Regions from separate parts of the Homo sapiens genome. Here region 1 is linked to region 2. Evidence: chromatin loops called from intact Hi-C (ENCODE). Cell type or tissue: heart left ventricle. All regions are shown on one strand.

Region 1 (8,000 bases), 450 kb before region 2:
GACGGCTTGTTTTTGTTCTTTGTTCATTTGCTTTTTTCCCCTTTTCCAGAACTCTACTTGAATATTTATCTTTTTCAGCTTCACCAAATAGTAGAGCTGCCAGGATATTTTCTTTTTTATAGTTTTAAATACAGGGGAATTTGGGATGAAGGCCTCCCATCACATTAAGACAAACCACAAACTATCCTCCTGTGTGTCATGCTTTTTGCCTCAAAGGACCCAAGCATTTAATCCACATTGCTCTTGGGTGAGATCTGAATTGTGATTTGCATAGCATTTATACTCTTATTTTTTTCTTTCATTCCTTATCTTCAACCAGACTGTAAATGCCTAAGGCACAAGGCAGTGGCTGAATTTGGTGTCTTTCACTTATCTGCTCAGTGCCTAAAATCGTGCCTTATACGTAGTAAGAATTTAATAAATATGAGTTCGGTTGAATTCAAGCAAAAGAGAAAACTGAGAATCAGATCTGGTTCCCAGTAAGTGTTTACTCTCATGTACTTCTTCTCTTCTATAAAATGAATATACTGAACTGAGCTACCTCCATGTTCCTCTTCAGATTTATCTTGTAATCCAATCTAATCAAATATGATGCCCCCTTGGTACCATACCTTGAGATATATGTACTACCATATAATAGTAAAGGATAGGATTTGTATATGATATAAATTGTTCCTTAGATAAGGTACAGTCCACAGACCTTCCATCTTCAATTGTTTTGGCTTATGTAGCAGCTGCAGTTGGTGCCTGCCAAGGTCCCCTTGACCAAGCTAGGGCCAGCAGCCTACAGCTGCCACAGGTGTTGGCTCATAAGGGCTCACACCTTCACCCTTTTCTGGGGGATTGTCCTTGGCCAATGGGAGTTGCCTATCCTAGAGATTCGTGGACATGACCGCCTTACTCTCAGAGGCAGCGTATAGCCGATGACAAATTAATGTTGAAGTTTAACAGTCCAATTCTCTTGGCTCTTGGTGGGTAACTATGGTGCAATTCACACTCTCCAGAGCTTCCAGTGAGATCAAGCTGAGGTTAGACCTCTCTTGAAATACAAGTTCACTTAACTCCTTCCATGCCTCTTCCTGCTTCTCTTACTTCCTTCTCATGAGAGCTTATCCTCAATAAATCATTGCACAAAAGTGTGTCAGACTCCACTTCTAGTAAAGCTGGCCCAACACAGCCGCCAAGGAAGTGCTTTCTCCTCTCTCCCTAGGCCTTTGTCTCAGTGAATCTGCACAATCTGACTGTAGCTGCAAAGCTACCCTGGGGAAGCCTTGATGTAGCCCCTTCTTGTGAAGGTGAAATTACTAAACCAGGAAGAACATTCTGAATCTCACATTGTATTACCGTTACTCTGATGAAACTCCTTTACCTTTCTAGAAAGCTTTCATGCTTTTTCCTTTCTACCAAGCATTTCAGAGAGTTCTTTCTCCTCTGACTATCAACAACAATCCCTATACTCATGGTCAGAAGTGACAGAGGAGGACATGACCAACATCAGAGGAGGAAAATGTTGGGATCAGAATAAACCCCAGCTGTCAATCTCATGGCTGATAGTCCTTGAGAACAAAGACAAAGTCTTTGTCCTTGAGACTATAAACGCAGAGCCAATTCATTCCAAGTCCTAATCTTCCTAGTTACAAACACTACACAATTTATTGTAATTTTTTTTATAGGTACTCTGTGGATCAAAGCAAGTTTCCATGGGGAATGAGAGAAGATGGCATTGGGCATATTTTTACTTAAAGAAAAATTAATGAATGCTATTTTAGAAAGGAAGACAAAGGCAATAATCCCTTCCCAAAACAAACAGACTTATAAATAGGTTACTTCCTACTTTTCCTAAAATCTTGGAAAGTTGTGAGACTCCCTAATATTCCCAAGGGATACAAGGCCTGCTTCCCATCTTCGACTTATGGGTAATTTCACAAGGAAGGGAGGTCACGGGTAGTCTGAAAGGTGCTGGCAAAAGGACTGGCTCCTTGTGCCCCACTGGGAGAATTTATGACTCTTCTGCCTCCTCCTAAGCTTAAAATAGACAAGTCTGGGGAGGGAGGATCATCATTTGACCTAAACTGTCATACTCTAATCCTTTAATATTAGTTTTTCAGATTAGGAGTACGGATGGGGATCTGCAGTGTGTGCATGATTTAGGCTGACCTTTCTTTAACTTCTGAAAAATGTCCTATTTATGTAACATAGATTTTCCAAAACAGCTAAATGCATGTTTGCTTTTTTCTTTCTAATTATGGATTTTTGCAATTCTTCTTTCTTTACCCTTCTCTCTCATTTTGGACATCCTACTCCCAACCTCCATTTTTTTTTTTCTCATGCCCTGCAATGTGTAGGAAGATGGTTTAATGTTTGGCAGTGTGTATACATGTGCCTCTCAGTTAACATCTTTGATATTCAATTGCAGCGATCAGGCAACATTGCTCATTTTTCCTACTATGGCCATTAAGGCAATGCCATTCTCAGGGCCTCCATTAGGACTTGTAGGATGACCATGTAACATGGAGGCCAGTCCCTCCTGGAGGGCATTTCTTAATTGCTCCTCAGTTCTAAGTGTCCCTCAGAATGCCTCAGATATTTGCTTTGACTCAGCAGAAGAAGGGAAGATCGTGGCCAGAGATAGCCTGAACCCTGCGAGAGGAGGTTAGAAAGCAGAAAGCCCTCTGCCAGCCAGGTGGGTACCAATGGTCGTTCCTAGGATGAGACCTCATGTAACAGAGCCCAGGCAGTCCTGGGGAACTGGACAGAGCTGGTGATTGGCAACAAGTTGATGGCCTGAGACCTTTGACACTCCCAACTTTTTCCCCAGGGTTTCAGGCAGCTGGAGACTGGGATGTTTAATCCACTTTGGCAAAATCTTTGGGTCCAAACTGTGTATCTTATTTATTTTTCATGATGGTGCTTAAAATATTTTTATTTTGGAAAATGCATGTGATTAAAACTATGAAATGACTAAACAAATATGTATAAAGAAATGTAAATCTCTCCCCAACTCCTAACCACTGTTTCTTTCACAAAAGTGGCTTAGGTGGAATAGTGAGATTAAAAGTGATTAAAATTTTTCCCTTATTACTTGCAAATGAGCACTTCTCAATCAATTTTTTATAAAAGCCCAGATGTTTTGCCCTCAATTCATTGGGAATAAAGGCTTTGGTAAAATACAGTAGAAATGAATTACAAGAAAAATGAATCCCACTTGAGTGTTGTGGCAACATCAAACTGCTATTAAAGGCACAAAACACATCTTGGTTTCTGTCCTTATATTGCAAATCTGTAACAGAGAGTTTGAGGACCAGCACCTGCCAAAGACCACACTTGGAGCAACATTGCCCTAAATGCTTCTTAAGGAATGTGAGATGCATTTTGACACAGGAAAAAAGAGCACAAGTTATTAAACATATTTTAAGGGTTTCAAATGAGTCAGACAAAGAATATTGAAAAGGTCTTCAGAGACGGGATCCAACATCCTCATTTTACAGTTGAGAAAACTGAGGCCCAAATAGTACACTGGATTCCAGGAAGAGCATTTAGAATTGTGCACTTTATTACTGTTACTCTGAAGAAATTTGCCTTTGCCTTTTTAGGAAGCTTTCATGCTTGCTCATCTCTGCCAAGCATTGCAGAGATTTCTCCCCTAACCAGAGCAAGTACAGCTGGGGCAGTCCCTGGTATGAACATGCCCTTCCCAAATGTGACAAGTGTGTCCCTCCCTGCCTTGATGGGGCCCTCCTCAGCATACAACCTTGAGAAGGGGAACCTTATGGGATCTGCTGGGTGGTTGTTATTTGTAATTTCTAAGCCAGCTATGCAAAAAAACAATTACAAAGAGCAGCCCTCTCCTTAGCTGGTATTATTTACCCACATTAAACCCAAACACTTGTCCTTTCTGGGTTTAGGGAAGTAGATGTGACTGGTGGTGGAGGTGAGGTAAGGATGAGAATCTCATTTTAGCTACAGGCATCAGATTGGGGCATAGTTGGCAATAGAATTAATGCAGTTCCTCTTTGCACATTTGATCAAATGATGCTTGACCTTGGGCCTCTCTCTTGTGAAGAACTGCATAAAAAGCAAGTTCAGGAGTGTGTGGGCTGAGTCCAGAGAAAATGTTACACCTGGCTAACCTATAACAAGAACCACCTTTTTAAAAAAAATTGGAATTGCCTCTAAGAGAAAAAGCGAAGGCTTAGAGAGTATGACTGAGTTTAGCACTTCAAAAGTGGAAGAGCTAACAATATGCATTGTAAGTATTATTTGTTGTTTTTGCCCTGACTCCTTTAAAAAGTAGATATGAGGACTTAGAAAAGAGATGCCAAGAGTTTGTGCCTCACTTCCTATATCCACAAAATAAGAATAGTCACATATGCCCCCTACAATTATTCAGTGTGATGCTGCAGGGCCAGCTGCACCGCCACCTCCCAACCCCATTGCACTGGCTCTTCCGGTTAGGCTGGCCCAACTCCAGGAGGAACAGGCAGAAGGGCTGGAGTGAACCCTCCCAGCTCGGCCTGGAGCAGCCCTCCAGCAAACTGATGGGAATTGGAAAGATAAAACACCCAGCTTCCTTTGAGTCAGGTGGTATGACACTGAGGTGTGTGTTCTGCTCGTAGTTATACTCCAGTTGCCCATGGTGGTAACCCACTTGATAAGATATCCTTTACTGGTTTCCTTCCCTTTCCTGACTCATTTCCTCATTCTCTTACTGGCATTTCCTGCAATCTCTTCCCAAATAAACTACTAGTACTCAAATTCTTGTTCCAGGGTTGGAGGCACTCCACCCAAGACATATGCCTACACAGCAGAATTAGTTCATCAAACCAAGTCTTTGTCTCACCCTCAGACTGTTTCTGAAGCCAGACAGACGGGGCTGAACACCTCAGAATTTCCCTGAGTGCCTCAAACGGCATCTTTTCTAAAAAACCTCTTTATTTCACTGCTTGAGAACGACTTTCTCTTACTTCCATCTCCCTCCCGCCACCTCTCTCTGCAGTCTTTTCACTGATGGAAGCCACCCGCAACCGCCCGGCCCTCGCAGCTTCTTTTAATTTGTCTCAAAAGGCTCTTAAGAGAAAACTACGCTTGCCTGTCTCTTCCCAGTTCCACAACCCTCAGAGGGCAGGTCTCTGGGACAGCAATGGTATTCCTCGGAAAGTCAGCATCTGGTGCACAGCTGCTGTTTTGACTGTAGTCCCAATGTAACAGGGCAGCAAAGTTGTTGATGGTTTTCCCCAAAGCAGTACCCCCGAGTTTTCATATCTGCTTTCCAGACTGTGCTCCCTTGAAATCCAGGAAAATGAAGCGTTTCAATCCTGGTCTCTCCTCAGCCGTCTCTCCAACGCCTCCTTTTTTTCTGTCTCTTTCTTCCCCCAGCCCCTTCCCTTTCTTTTTGGTTCATTTGCACTTTTTTTTTTTTTTTTTTTTTCATCTCACAAGGCTGCAGCAACTTGACAATACACTAAGGAGCCCTTCTTGGAGTTGTGTTGCTCCTCATTAAATACTTGTTCAGCTGGCTGCTACGTGTCAGCTTCTATTCAAAGGCCTAAATGCTAGGGATGTGGAAGTCAGTGTGCTTGCAGGCCAGTTTGGCTGGGGATGACGAGAGTATTTTGCCTGCTGTGTTCACCAAAGGGGGCCCTGAACAGGACCGCCTTCACCCGCCTTCACCCGCCTTCCACACAACACACAAACACTTGTATGAACACCAAACAGACTGAAAGCCTGGGACAGAGATTTCTTTGTAAAAGAGAAGCCATCTCCAGTTCTGTCCTTGCTGAATGGCGATTTCATGAAGCTTTTTCTCCTTTTTCGTAGAACAGTAACACACCAATCACCTCCTCTTGTCTTGTTCTTACTTCAAACAATTCTGAAAGATTTGTTTTCTTTTTTTTTTCTTTTGTATTCTTTCAGAGGATTAAAATGTCTGAAATGACAGCCTCTTTCATTATCTATCCCCCAAGTCTATTTTTCTTTCTAAAATCATCCCACCCACCCCACCCAACTCCAACATTATATTACATAATCTCTTTGTTCATTACCTGTCCCTAAAATACTGGCTCTTCACTAGACTTCCTGTCTCTCAAAGAAAGACACTGCTTTTTAAACTGCTGTATCCCTGGCATTTTAAACAATGCCTGCGACACAATAGGTACTCAATAAATACTTTTTGAGTGAATGAATGAATAAATATATCTTTAGGGAAATAAAGATAAAACAGTTATCTCAAATTTTAAGGTATCAATACTGTGACCTGCTACACAAATTAACAGCCTTGGATTCTGTTAACAGGGATTCACCCAGAGAAGTGAGGCCATCACTGAATGTTCCTCAAACATGTGATTGTCTCCTCAGCTTCTGCTGGAAGGCTTCATATCTACTGCCAGGATGCACAGAGTAGCTCTGACTATCGTATCCATACTGATCATAGGAATCATAGCTACTATTTTTTTTGGGGGGCGGGGGGGATGGAGTCTCGCTCTGTCGCCCAGGCTAGAGTGCAGTGGCACGATCTCAGCTCACTGCAACCTCCGCCTCCCGGGTTCAAGCAATTCTCTGCCTCAGCCTCTTGAGTAGCTGCGATTACAGGCACCCGCCACCATGCCTGGCTAATATTTTAATTTTTAGTAGAGATGGCATTTCACCATCTTGGCCAGGCTGGTCTTAAACTCCTGACCTCATGATCTGCCTTCCTCAGCATCCCAAAGTGCTGGGATTACAGGCGTGAGCCTGTACCTGTACATGGCCATAGCTACTATTTTAAATACGTTCTCCATTGGCCAGGCTAGCAGTATACCAGGAATACTAAGGCCTGTGAGCTACAGAGTCAGACAACAGGGCTTTGATTCCTGGCTCCACAACTTTCGCACTTCCTGAGCCTTCAGTTCTCTTATTGTAAAATGGGATTAATAACAGTACAGGCCTCAAAGAGTTTTGGTAGATTAAATGAGTTGATGTGTGGAGCAAGTGCTTAAGAAGTGGTAATTATTCCTTTATGGCTTTCTTTATCTGGACCAAATGTACTTTCAATAAGAAGCCTTTCTCTCTGACCACTCTCTTCACCTAACTGCAACACATCTCCCGAGGCCCCTGGTGGAATTTTGTGCGAAATGAAGCTGTACCACCTGGCTTTTGAAGAGCTCTATTATCATCTGTTTATGTTTTCTCACCTGATAAAAGTGAGGCTTCTCCAGTGTAGTGCTGTTCTTTCTCTGTTTTCCCTGTGCTCCCCTGCATTCAGGGGAGACTGGCTAGTAAAGAAGTAACTCAGAAGGATGCCCCAGAGTCTTCCTCTTCCTTTAAGAGCTGACCTAAGTCTCATTCCCTGACCATAACACTGCACTCCCTGTAGCCAACCTGGGCATTCAGTCCTTTGAGCTCACTGCCTTCCCTTCCTAAGCATTTATCACAACTGAACCACACTTGCCTGTTAAAAACAGACTAGTTAAGTGTTCCAGTGCCAGTAAATAGCATGAGACAAAGCCTGGAGGTAAGACCTAAAAGACATCCATCATGATGAAGTGATGAACACAGAATGAGAATGTGGCGTGGAGGTGAGCTTGGAGCCTTAATATCCATGTTTATGAGTCACTTAAAGGCAGGCTAGGTGGGACTTCACAGTTTTCTGTGAAATCTTCTGTCCCTAATCCTTGTATCCTACTTCATTCAGTTAGACCTTCTGCTGCTTAGAACATTTTTCTTCAAGTAGTGAGTACTGTAATGTTAACATCCAAGAAAGTAAAACAAATAGTCACCTCTGCAATAGCTCATTAACAACTGGGAACAGAGAGGTTAATGTTCCATAGCTTAAAAAAGTATCAATACAACTAGGGACTCTCTCAGTACAGGATGGGGTGCTATATCCATATTACCAATGGCAGTCATCCCGAGAAATCCAAGCAGCCACACTTACTCTCCTTCAGTGGGTAGATCCACTATACTTGTCATGTAGATTAGCTGTTTTCACTGGAGACTTGCATCCCATCATCCTTCTGCACACA
Region 2 (8,000 bases):
AATTAAAAAGAAAAAATTTTAAAGAAAAATACCAAATACGTAAGTAATATAAATTAGTATTACATTAGCATTGTTCATGTAATAGTTGCTGCTGTGTTGTTGAGCTAAATTGCTCCCCTTCCTACATGGGCAGAATACCATCTTATAAAGTGCAGAGTTTTTTATATGAGCATGCCCACATTATGTTGCATGCACGTTGTATCTTGAAAAGTCCAGTTCTTCCATCTAGTTGTCTATGTTAACTGCTCGGAAACAGCGGCTCTCAATCCTTACTGCGCGTTAGAGTCATTTGTGGAGTTTTAAAATATATTCTTGCTTGGGTCCTTCTTCCAGGGATGGCCATGGGTGGGACTGTGTGGCACTGGTATGTTGTAAAAGCTCCCTGGTGACTCTAATATGTAATCAGGGTAGAGATTCTATTCTACGACATCTTTGTTCTTAAACCCCATGAAGCTCTTTTGTCTTTATTTGGCCTTTATTTGGCCCAAACTCATCATTGCCTTTGTTCTTTAGTTCTCAGCTAAGGAATATTAAGGTCATATCTTTTGGCTCCTATGCTATTAAAAGCATAAAATCAAATGTGGGCACTAAAATCAAGTGTCTATATTCAGTTCAAGGTGGTCAGTCATATTCAAATTATAATTTTATAAAATTTTTTTTGATTATAATGAAAATGAAAATATAATATTAAAATAAAAATTCAATGGAAATTTTAGGGCCAGACTGTAAGTATTTTAAACTTTTCCTGCTATATACTCTCTACTTCAACTATTCAACCCCACCACTGCAGTGCAAAAGCAGCCATAGGTAACATGTTAAAATGAATGGGCATAGCTATATTCCAATTAAGTTTTATTAACAAAAGCAGGCCATGTTTCATACAATCCTGACCTAGGTTATTCCCTTAACTGCTGTGTAGTATTCCACTGTATAAATATAGCACAGTTTATTTATTCGTTCTCACAGTGGGAGAAATTTAAGTTGGTTCCAACTTAACATTAGCGGAAACAATGCTGCAATGACCATCCTTTCCTGTCTCCTGTGTGCATCTGCCAGAATTTCTAAAATGTGTACACATGCTAATAGCTAAATTTTATTAGGTATTATTAACAGCGTTTGGCTATGATTAACATTTATACTGAGCTTATTTTATTCCAAGCATTATACTAAGTCCTCTGTGAACTCTTTTAATACTCATGACAGAGAGTATTCTAGAGAAAAGAGGCTGAGACTGAGTCTCAGAGAGGCTAATTTGCCTAGGAACACAGATCTATTAGGTGACAGACTCAAGACTCAAACTAAGACATCATTTCTCCTGAGTTCATGTTCCTAGTCCTTACAATCTACTCTTTGGAGCAGAGAAATTTCTGGTAAATAATTAGATGTATCTTTAAAATTATTGGATAGTATCCCCTTTATCTTCCAGTGTAGTTGTTATAGTTTACACTTCTACTAGAGTTGTTTGAAAGTTCTCATTTCTCCACATCCTTGCCAATACTTGGTATTTGTCAGCTATTTTGATTTTTACTAGTATAATAAGAGTTAAATGTATTACAATTTATTAAAAATTATATAGTGCTAATTTCTAGTAAAATTGAACATTTTTCTTATGTTTATTAGCAAATAACTCTGAGATTGCTTATTTATGTCCTCTGCCTGCTTTTCTTGGACTCTTACTGGTTTATAGGGATTTTTTGTATATTTCAGATACCAAAATTGTATTATATGTTGCAAGTGTCTTGACCAAACTATTGCTTGTCATTAAAGTTTTCATAATATACTTCAGTTTTTATAATATAATATACTTTTTATAATATACTTCGAAGTTTTTATAATATACTTTTTATAATCTAATATCCTATTTAATTTGTCCATGGATTTTCTTAAATATTTTAATGACCTTATTTACTTCTAAAAACTCTATTGGATTCTTTTATTTTTCAAATAACCTATTCATTTTTCTTATTGTTCAATCATTTCTTTATTTTTACATACCTTCTTTTAATCTCTTTTTGCATTTTGGACATTTATTTTATACCTCTTTCTGATAATTTAAACATTTTTATCATTTACATATGGTTTACTTACATAGTTTAAATATATATGTACAAATACATAGCGTGTATACTATATTGAATATACATTATTATATGTGTGTGTGTGTGTATATATATATACTATATGAATACAGAATCTCTTCTAAAATTTACAGATAACAAATAATGTCATGGACTAGAGCAAGAGTATATCTACTCTGCCCACTACCAAGATGTAGGCTTAGAAATTGTGTGTAGTGGGTCACACTAGATGTTTTCAAAAATGGATTTAAGAAAGGATTTTTAGACTCAAGCTTCTTAGTAAACAAAAACCTTATTAATTTCAGAAAAGAACTCCATGAATCCTGGTTGCATGCTTCAGATCAACGGGGAAGAAAAAAGTAAAAATTACTTCAGAACAGTCTACTTTTATAATATCTTCAATGAAACAAAAGTTATATAGCCTTGAACTTTTAAAATTTTATTTGAACACATGTTATGAGGACAAGGTGGTAGCAGCTTGCTTCTTCTATCTGCTTTTGATCCATTTCTGGCATCTGTCATGAATATAACTCTCAGTCACAACTGATTGAAGCATTAGTATTATGGAGTGAGTTCATAGATCACAAACAATAAAAAGCTATTTCTAATGGTGCTTGGTGATAATTTTGTTAAGAGATATTCAAAGGTTGCTATTAAGACTTGTTTATTTTAAATTGTGAAATAAATGAGCACATTTCCCAGAAGTCTTTAAATATTAACAATGAGAATGCTTTGGTGGTTTTAAATTATCTTCTGCTTGACAGTGCCAAAGCTACTTCCTGAACATCACATCAGATAATTCCTGACCCCAGGGTTCACCCGTTTATACTAAAATTATCAAGTCTTACAACTTAAAGAAACATGAATAAATGTTAAATTCAGCGCACTTACTCTAAAGAATTCCTTCCTAAAATGGGAATATTTCCAGTCAATTATGTGTAGCTAAAATGAGTAGTGGCTGTTAGAGAAAGACCTTTCAAATATTTTTCTTTCTGATATCTTGATTCATTCATCAAATATTTATTGCATGCATACCACATGCCAAGCTCTATATTTGTTTGTTTATTTTGCCTTATTTATCTAAAATTAATCAACTGAGAAGGTGAAATGTTTGTCCCACCATCAGCTTGCTTTACCTTTTTCATGAGGCTGTTATTGTACTGCTTGTTTATGATAATTTTAATTTTAGTCTGTTTTTGTTGTTCAACCAAGACCATTAATTGGTTTGGAATACAAAATCAAAATGAAAATGAGATTTTAAAAATTCTAAGTAAATAAATGTGAAACATAAATAACTACAAACACACCCTTTCTGTAAATATTCCTATAACATCAGGCAATGTTTGGAAAACAGATCTGATGAAGAAAATGAAGGATTTACAGATTATCCATCTGCCTCAGCCCAACCTTTTAATGGTTCAGAACAAAGAAACCCCCAAAGGGGTTGGGAGTGGGGCTTGGGCACTTAATAGCCTACTGGGGTGGAAGAACATCAGCCTCCTTGCACCTTCCTTCATCATGTACTTGAGGAAGGATTGTATGGAGCCAGCTCATGGAGCCCTCACCCACCTTCCAGCAAGACCAAGTTAAAACACATCCCATAATTTCCTACATTAGCCTCTTAGAACAAACGTTCTTAACCTGGGGCCCTTGGACTGAATTCAGCAGTGTTTAACTTGGTTGGAAAGAAAATGACATCTAATTTTTACTAATCTCAAACTCATACTTAGTACACCTTTTAATTATGAATGCAGCAACAAGGCACAGTAGTATTGACAGAATATGACTTTGTCATAGATATTTTTATATAACATTATAGTTGTTGCAGGCATTTCCAAATATAGTTGACACCTATCATTACTTCAGAATTATAGGAGCATTAGCCTTGCTTCTAGAGATTGTCATTCAATGCCTGAATAAAAAAGCACATATACAACTATATCTCACATTTCCTTTTCTTACTTACCATTTTGTTACCTGCATCTAAGTATAACTGGTTGCCTTTATCATATGTAAAATATAATAATGATGATGATGATACTAAGAGCTTCGAGTTTAGAAGGAGACAAAAACCAAAAACATATGATTAAAAAAAAGTCTAAAAGAAAAAGACCACTTGAGTTTTTGCCCCAAAAGCCCTCCATGTGCCCCTCAAATGGACTTGCACAGGAATCACCTGGAATATCTTGTTAAAATGCCTAGTTTGAGTCAGCAGGCCTGGGGTGACAGACACTAATTAGCATTGCTAAGCTCCCAGGTGAAACTGATCTGCTGGTCCATGGATGATACTAAGCAGTAGTGGTAAGAGTGTAAGTCTTACAATTTATGGCCTCATCTTTCAGAATGTTTCTTTTTGTTTTTTCCTTTCTCCCACCTAGTACTGAGTTACACATAGTATTTGTAAAAGCTGACACAAGTTGATATGGTTTAGCTGTGTCCCCATCCAAATCTCATCTTGAATTGTAGTTCCCATAATCCCCATGTGTCATGGGAGGGACCGAGTGGTGGGTAATTTAATCAGCAGGCGTTTACCCTTATGCTGTGCTTGTGATGATGAGTGAGTTCTCAGAAGGTCTGATGGTTTTATATGGGGCTTTTCCCCTCTTGCACTTTCTTCTCTCTCCTGCCACGATGTGATGAAGGACATATTTGCTTCCCCTTCCACCTTGATTGTGTTTCCTGAGGCCTCCGCAGCCTTGCAGAATGGTAAGTTAATTAAACCTCTTTCCATTATAAATTACTCAGGCTCGGTTATGTCCTTACAGCAGTGTGCAAACGGACTAAACCACAAGTTTACGTCACAAATTTTTGAAATGGTGTTTTCTGGCTGGCTGGCCAGATTACAAGCATTGTGTCATGAACAGAACAGCAAATATCTCTAAGAAGCTTGAAAGCAAAATGATGCACCACTAGTCCAAATAATTAACATGAGTGTTGATAGCACCCTCTTTTAATCAAGTTGGTCTGATGGGTTTTCCTGGTGCAAGATTTCAACAAGAATACAAGGCTGGTGGTATTCAGTGGAGGGGTTTTAAAATCAAACCTAATAACCAGAATCCCTGCCCCCTTCGGAAACAAAGAATCACAATAGAGGCTTTTAAAAAGCTCTGTGCATTATTCCCAGCTTAGCTAAGTATGGGCTTGATTAGTTGAATGGCCTTTATTTTCCCGCATTTCCTATCATTGGAAACATCTGTGGAGAGGAAAGATGGTTATCAAGGCAATTGACCATTGTCACAGTTTAGTAGTCCCTGATGGCTTTTTCCAAACCCTTCTCTAGGGCTTTTGTTTCCCAAAGCAAATTGGTAAACATCTGGTCTATCCAAGCCAAACTCTCATGCTGCATTTACAATCATGCCACTTTCACTTTCAGCATCTGCTGGTCACTAATTCATGCAGTAATCCTTTAAAGACAGGGCCCCAGGGCTTCTCTTTTGGCCAGTTCTGGACATTTCATTTCTCTGGTGGCTCATGTAAGTTTTGCTCAACTTGCTCAATAGCTCAGTCTCCTAAGTCAAATAAATTTCTCCCAACCACAAAATGTAAGATACTTCAGAACCAAAAACCAGAGGGAATTAAACCAGAAATTTAAGGATGGCCTGGGCAAGAGTGACTGTTTTCAAGAATTAAAACAGTTCTGTTGAGTTACCCACAACACCTGCTCCTCTGACCCAGTTACCAGATCCTTAGTAACTCAAATCCCTGTTACCACAGCCTCGGTCCAAGTGTCATAGTCTGCCACCCTCCACCTGGGCCCCAGGCCCTCTATGTTATATTTTCTGATTTTTCCAGCACCCTGCTATAATTTTCCATGGTCTTCCACAGACTGCAGTTAAAGATTCTTCATTACTGGAGCATCTCCTTCCATTTGTACTCTGGCCTTTCACATTGTTTCTTCTCTTCTCCAAATCCAGTCAACCCAAACTGCTCATAGGTCCCCAAAACCCCATATTATCATTTATCCATGTGCCCAGCTCTTCCCTTTGCCTGGAATGTGCCATCTCCTTATCTACCTAAAAAAAGTAAAAGAAAAAATCTGAATCTCTGAGTTAAGGAGTTTTTGGTGAAAACCTTTTGTTCACTTTGCAAAGGAAGATTGTTTTTCACTCATGTCTAGATCTTGTTCATGGTATCACTGTGACTCTTATCACAGTGCTGCACAGTTTATTTCATTGATAGGATATTCAGCTACACTTTGAGCCATTAGAACATCCAGGTTGGTTTTATTCCTCTTATTCCCAGATGCTAGCACAGTGCCTGGCACGTTGGAGGCACTTCGTCAATGTCCATTAAATGGTTGATGGATTATTTAGTTGATTTATGTTTTTCTCTCTTTTTTTGTTCTTTAGCTAAGTGAAGAAAGAAATCACTCATAGGGTAGAATACAACCATGTTGGCATGTCCACAGCTATGTGAAATAAAGATTTGGGTCATTGTTAGCATCATGAGGAGAAGCAGGGACATTTATAAAGGAACATCTGAGCAGTGATCTTTTATTTTCTGTCTGACATTGCTAGATAGAAAAATTTCACTTGACCTTCAAGTATTATTTATTCGCCTCAAAGACAGCTGGGCTCCGTGTGTGTAGGCAGGCATGTAGAATTTTGGAGAAGGGAATATGATTAGATTATTGTTACTTGGATGATTTGCTTATTATGTTTCTCTGTAGTCACAGTTAAGAGTTTCATACGTGAGAGATGGACTTGCTTGAGTCAAAGAAACCATTTGCTTTCTGATCTCTTTAAACAGTAAAGGAATCACCTGTTCTTGTTTAGTCTCTGTGATCATTTATTATTTTTTATTATTTCAGCAACTAAAGCTATTCCTTAGTGCTTAAAAAATATTGACAAAATATAAAATTCTTCCTTGATTATGCCTTTTCTCTCTGCCTTTTCAAATTTGACTGGCTTTTGGTTGAGATATTCTTCTCAGATGAATAAGTTGAAATGGGAAGGTGTTTGTGTGAGTGCAGCACTGTTGGTCTAAACAAAAATGATATATCAAAAGATCTATGAGAGTAAGTCTTTTATTGAAAATGTGAATTTTTACAAAATGGTAAAACTTACATTTTAATGGGGCTAGGTTCATGTTTTTGTTTTTGTTTTTTAACTGAATAGTTGGTACATCTGGAATTAGCTTCAGTTCCCTTGGCTGACTTAAGTTATAGTAACATTGGACAATTGCATAGTCTCTCTGAGGTTTGGTATTTCCAGTTTTAAACATGGTTAACAATGCTAGTCCTTTCTCTTATTCATAGAAATTAATCAAGGAATAAGATGTTGATCTAAAACATTTTATAAGATTTATTAATTATTAGGCCCGGTGCAGTGGCTCATGCCTGTAATCCCAGCATTTTGGGCAGCCAAGGCGGGCGGATCACAAGGTCAAGAGTTCGAGACCAGCCTGGCCAATATGATGAAACCCTGTCTCTACCAAAAATACAAAAATTAGCCGGGAATGGTGGCGGGTGCCTGTAGTCCCAGCTACTCAGGAGGCTGAAGCAGGAGAATTGCTTGAACCTGGGAGGCGAAGGTTGCAGTGAGCCGAGATCACGCCATTGCACTCTAGTCTGGGTGACAGAGCGAGACTCCATCTCAAAAACAAAACAAAACAAAACAAAGATTTATGAATTATTTAATATATAAATACAAAAAAATACCTTAGCTGCTAGAACCTATGTTCCAATAATATGACAGTGAGATACCATTTGATGATAGGTAGGCTTCTGTTTTTAGTTTAGTTTATGTAAAAATATATTTAATTCCATATTTCATGAATATCCCCATAAATAGGCTTGAATAAATATAATTTTATAATTTGAATAGGTAATCTTGCTGTTAATAATTTAATTCTATTGAAACCAGTTATCCATCCCAAATTTACAGCATCCCATATTCATCATAAATTTTCTTTATTTTGATG

Evidence for each region. A loop is a pair of places that touch in the nucleus more often than their neighbours do. Peaks named below come from ENCODE experiments on the same cell type or tissue, not always from the same donor. Only the 100,000 strongest peaks of a DNase experiment are listed, where the experiment ranks them.
Region 1: it touches region 2 in a loop (3-fold over the local background); 4 of 110 quality-filtered maps call a loop at or near these places.

What each region holds. Positions count from the first base shown.
Region 1 is chr3:30,678,589-30,686,588 of GRCh38, reverse strand. All of the region lies in intron 5 of TGFBR2 (transforming growth factor beta receptor 2), which reads right to left. Among named protein-coding and RNA genes, the nearest start is that of TGFBR2, 76 kb to the right of the region's middle. In heart left ventricle, no CTCF peak of the experiment used is centred here; DNase peaks (open chromatin) are centred at 4,458, 5,068 and 5,649; H3K27ac peaks cover 5,436 bases.
Region 2 is chr3:30,229,224-30,237,223 of GRCh38, reverse strand. No RefSeq gene overlaps it. Among named protein-coding and RNA genes, the nearest start is that of LINC01985, 290 kb to the left of the region's middle. In heart left ventricle, no CTCF peak of the experiment used is centred here; no DNase peak of the experiment used is centred here; H3K27ac peaks cover 2,501 bases.